2 separate regions of the Homo sapiens genome follow, and region 2 is linked to region 1. A link is a contact called in ENCODE Hi-C or POLR2A ChIA-PET data. All regions are on one chromosome and are shown on one strand. Each heading gives the region's core, a stretch centred on a gene start or an enhancer-like site at or near the end of the contact. The rest is flanking DNA. Distances are from core to core; before and after follow the strand shown.

The links. A loop is a pair of places that touch in the nucleus more often than their neighbours do. ChIA-PET counts read pairs that join two places held with the same protein, here RNA polymerase II (POLR2A). Pooled maps may share reads with other maps.
Region 2: a pooled map shows a loop between it and region 1 (4-fold over the local background). The contact joins the promoter of NUP107 here to the promoter of TBC1D15 in region 1. A Hi-C loop is called at or near these places in 4 of 50 pooled maps. POLR2A ChIA-PET finds 5 or more read pairs at or near these places in 2 of 52 experiments (PC-3 and T-cell).

The regions. Positions count from the first base shown.
Region 1 is chr12:71,838,474-71,841,059 of GRCh38, reverse strand. It overlaps TBC1D15 (TBC1 domain family member 15), which reads right to left and starts at 1,301. Exons shown (of 17, transcript NM_001146213.3): 1 at 1,249-1,301. The coding sequence starts at 1,278.
Region 2 is chr12:68,685,668-68,688,253 of GRCh38, reverse strand. It overlaps NUP107 (nucleoporin 107), which reads right to left and starts at 1,276. Exons shown (of 28, transcript NM_020401.4): 1 at 1,181-1,276. The coding sequence starts at 1,188. It overlaps LOC100507250 (a long non-coding RNA gene), which reads left to right and starts at 1,395. Exons shown (of 3, transcript NR_038930.1): 1 at 1,395-1,517; 2 at 2,237-2,391. It also overlaps the pseudogene RPL7P42.

The DNA.
Region 1 (2,586 bases), core at 52-2,551:
CACGAATAATCCAAAAAAGGATGCCCACCTATCCTTTAAAAGAGCCAGTAGGTACAAGTGTGTAATTTTATGTTTTTTTAAAAAAAAATTTATATAACCCTAACAACTCCAATACAAGAAATAATGATTGGCATCTCCTCCATTCTACAGATAAAGAACGCGAAAAGACAAAAGTCACAATTGCCCAATTTTCCAAGGTCATACTTCAGATTAACAGCAAAACCAAGCCCATATTTGTCATTCAGCCGCCTAGTCTAATACTCCAAACACCAAACCACAAACGCTGTCAAATAATTCAAAATGGGGTAGGGAAAGCAACAGGGAGACATGAGTGAAACTCAAGGAACAGAGGACGCTATCTGCAATGAGTAAACAACCATTAGTGTTCGATGAGTCACTTCAGTTGATTCCAGCTGTTTATGAAATACTCCTGCACTGGGAAATACTATCGGTGGCATATCATAAAGCTGATAGCCCTAACTATGCATAAGATGTGCCCTCGGAACGCGAATAGGCACTATTCGACGAAATCTCCGCACGTAATTCTAGTTTCCAACGAAATTAGGCGTGTCACTGACCACCTCCGTAAACCAGCATGACCAATACTCCTACTGAAATGCCTAGGAAATAAATATTTGGACGCCTTCCTAGACAAGCACAGGATGGTGTAAATCTCCATTTCTCTCAGGAAACACGTCCTGCTGCTCACAACCACCAACCAACTCAGCAGCTTGGTAAAAACAGACCCAATACACTCGTTTCTTCTAAGCGCACAGCTAGCTGCCTAGCATCTATTCAGCTCCTCCCGAAGGAAGCATAAACATCTTCACCAAACTGTAGCAAAGAAGACAGAGGCAAGTCGGGTTAACGCTTCAAAGAGAGAAAAGACGCTGGAGTCAGAAGAGTAGACATAAAGAACTAGAGTCAAGAAACAGTGAATCGGGGGAAAAAAGGAACTAGAGAGCCACCTGTCCCTTAGTAAAGGTAATACGAATAAAAGCCTCTCTGCTCTGGGGCAGAAGAGCGCCGAGGCCTAGCTGGCCTTGGAGCAGTAGCCGGCTCTATAACTCCGCGGCTGAACTGGCATTCTCGGGAAACCAGCTGGTACCACCCAGTCTTCTCCTACAGACGCCACGGGTTGTCCGGACACAGAAAGTCCCTCGTGTCCCTCCCCCAACCAGCTGCCAGGGAGCAAAAGCATCCCCGTCCCAGAGAAAAGCCGAGGTCTTCCTGGAGGCCGTTACCTACCTTCCCGCTCACAACACCCGCCGCCGCCATGTTTCCTGCGCGTGCCTGGTAATGACGTAGCAGAACCTCACGTGTCTCTCGGACATACAACAACATCCGGCAAAACTAGAATAACATCCGGGCGGGAAAAGGGCGGGGAGTGGCGGGAAGGGAGTGGAGGAAAGGAGCCGGGCGGAAAAAAGCCGCCTGACGCGTGCGTGCTGAACTGGGCTCAGAGACGGCTGGGGTGGAGTCTCAGGCCTAACGCTACGCTTGTGCTTGCCCCACGTCCTCCCCAAGGAAGACTGCTAAAATAATGTGTACCTTACTTGTATTGGAGTTTGTCGAGACTCTGAAGCTAGCGCAGGCCACGCCAGTTTGGTGAGATGAAACGAATACCATACTGGAAGCCAGCAAGATTTGTCCTGGTTTTTTGTTGTTGTTGTAGAAAAGGAGTCTCGCTCTGTCGCTCAGGCTGGAGTGCAGTGGCGCGATCTCGGCTCATTGCAGCCTCCGCCACTCGGTTCAAGCGATTCTCAAGCCTCAGCCTCCCGGGTAGCTGGGATTACAGGCGCGCGTCAAACGCCCAGCTAATTTTTAAATTTTTATTAGAGACGAGATTTCGCCAATGTTGCCCAGGCTGGTCTCGAACTCCTGACTTCAGGTGATCCGTCCGCTTCAGCCTTTGCCCAGAGAGCTGGGATTACAGGCTTGAGCCACCGCGCCCAGCCCATTAGCCTGGTTTTGTGGCAGTAGGCAAATCACCAGTGCACTCGAAACCTCAGTTTCTTATAGTAAAATCAAGATAGTGGCGTTGCGGTGAAGATCCAAGAAAGAGCAGCACTAACATGGAGATATCCCAGGCACTATACATGGAGACTTTTCCCCTCTGTATATGAGGTTTCTCTATTTGTCTGGTCACTGCCACTCACACATGACCTCCAGCAAGGTATTTCGATAGGAACTGTGATAATACCACGCCCTCATAGCTGCAGAGCCCAAGGCACATAGTTTATAGCACCTACACATTACTTATTAGCTCTGTGACTTAAAGCAGGTTTCTAAATTTATCAGAGCTTCAGGATGTAAACTGGGAATTACTCCTGCATGGAGTGGTTGTAGGGATTTCATACGACAATACATGTGTGGTAAAATGATTTGTAAAGATACTAAGGTAAGAATTTTACTTGTTCTCAGTGCTGTAAAAGAATGCAGAGAATGATTATATACTACCCCCTTGATAACTCTGGCACAGATCTGGGATTTCCCTAGCTCCGGGGCAGAATAAAAAGTCCCTTTCACCAAAAACACTTGTGTCCATTGAGGTACTTCCGTCTTCACACAGTGGAGAGGGGTTAG
Region 2 (2,586 bases), core at 27-2,526, 3.2 Mb after region 1:
ATGGGAAACAACCACATAGAAACAATTTTAAACGTTTAACAATTAAAATTAAAAACAAAAAAAAAAACCTTCAGATAGCTCTCTGGTCTATAGAAGTAAAAATTTCCTAAAATGATATTTACAATGTGACCCCAGTTTAGGGGTTCAGTCTTCTATTCAGCCACAAACATCACTTTAAACGTATACTGCATGTGACCACTGAGCTACACGTACTTTTTTTTCATATCCTAGCACCTCTGAATATGCTTCTTTTACAAAGACCTACATTTGCCCCCTTGAGCACCTGGTCAACAACTACTTACTCCTCAAAGAGCCTCAGGTAGGCTGGAGACACACAGATGCAGGTTGGCAATTTGGTTCTTGTATTTATTAGCTTCCGAACTTTCAGCAAGTTCCTTAACCTCTTTTAGTCTCAGTGTTATATATGAAAAAAGGATAACAGTACCCATCTCATAGGATTTTTCTTGTTCTGAAGATTAAATAAGCTAATAATATATATTCAACGCCTTTAGAACAATGGCAGTCACATAGTAGGTACTCAATGTTTGGAGTACGAATAATGTACTCTTATTATTCAAAGACCAGCTAGAAAGTTACCTTCTTTGAGGGGTCTTCCTGATAGTTACAGTGACAAGGAGACTTAATCGCCCCCAAACACTTACCACTTTACACTGCTTGGTTGTCTCCATTACACAACTAATTCCCCGAGGGGAAGGATCTTGAATAACTGATCTTTGTTGTAGGCGGCTAGCACAGTACCCAGATCATAGAGGGAACTCAGAATCTGATGCTGGCACTTGTAATCAGAAAGTCTGGGCTGAGATCCCAGTATCTTCACTGACTGGCTTTGTGATCTCAGGCTGGTCACTTAGCATTTCGAACGCCGCGCTACCTACCCCGCCCACCCCAGGAGCGAACAGTGTTGCTGCCCCAAAGCGCCGAATAGATCGCAGAACGTAGTGGGAAAGTAAGGGACTATTATGATCTGTACCCCACCCCGACGCACGCCAAGCGGCTTTTTCCCCATTTGTGGCCAAATTTCCCGGCATGGGGAAGGAGCCTTAGGGGAAGCACCCGGGACCTCCTTGGCTTCTTCTGGGAGTCTAGTTTCACCTATTTCGTTTCGCCAACAGGCGAGACGGGCAAGACTTCGGGCTCAGCTGCCACCATCAGTACTGACCTGTCCATGGCTAAAGCCTTTTCCACACACAACCAAAGTTGGCTGCAGTTTAGCTACCGCGTTTTAGCCTTCCCGCTCTCCGGAAGCAAGCCCTTCGACCCGGAAGCAGTCTGTCCCTAAAACAGACCCACAGAAAAGGGGTAGGGGAGAAGAAACAACGTTCCCATCTAGCGCATGCGCGACTTCAGCCTACAGGTGCACGCCCGGTGGGCGCAGGCGCAAAAGTTTGCCAATGTGTTCCTGGTTGCGTTTAGCCCAGACGCCCTGCGGCCGCTTTGCCTGACCAAAGTCTGTGGGCGTGGAACAGGCCCTGGGTTCTCCTACTGGGAAGAATGAAGTATGTTGATAGTCTGGAAAAATGTGAAGTCATTTCCTGGTATTCTCTGTCAGAAAGCGCCTGTTCTTGGAATTCAGATGCGTGGGCTCTGCCCCACACCTCGGGGATCTCTATCTCTCTGCCTACACTCAGTCCTTTGTTCTGTAGCCCCCTGCAGTTTTTGCAACTATTTTCCATAACTGCTATTTGTTCTTTACTTGGTGTTCTTTCCTATTAAGGAGAAAAAGTTCACCTGTATTAAAAAGTAGAAAGGCAAGCGTGAAATATGATGGTATTGCCCTCTATTTCAAAGTGCCGTCTAGGCAAAAAGTGGTGTATTTTGGTCTTGAAGGAGTCAGTCACATTTTTGTTTTGGTTTTTGTTTTTTCCAGTTTGAAAGTAGTGACTGGCTATTAACTGACCAGATTACAAAAATAATGTTAGATGCTTCAGTTTATCCGTTTAATAAGCCTGTTGATATAGTCTTTTCTGTTGCTGGCATTTATACCTTTTATTAATACAAAATAGGTAGTCCTTCATTCTCCCTCGTGGAGAAGATAATTTGAAGGATCACAGGAACTTGAGTTTTTCAACAGCATAGATCTCATGAATCAGATTCTCCAGTCAGATGATGCCATATTTATCAGGAAATCTAGCAATCAAAGCGTTATCTGTTAAGGTAATTTGTTTATTGATTTTGCCATAACCAATTTGTAGATCAGTTCATTTACTGATTTCAGGTTCAGGTACTCCATGTGATATATGGTTCCACAATCCTCAGCGTGTTAACTGAAGCCTTGTTGAGTTTAACAAAGCTGCCATTGAAGATCTGGGGAAAGTGAAGAAGTTGCAACAGAGTTTTGGGCTCACACCATTGATACATTTGATCCTTAAGGCAAGTGACAATTTGGGTTTCACAGGTATATAGAAATTGCCAGCTTTTCTTGCCATATATTTCTTGTGACAGTGCTGAGCTTTTTTTTTTTACTTCTTGCTTGCTTTTTTTTGGACTTGATTTTTTAAATTATGTTTCCTTCCTTCCTTCTTTCTTTGTTTTTTTTTTTTTTGAGACAGGATCTTGTCCTATTGT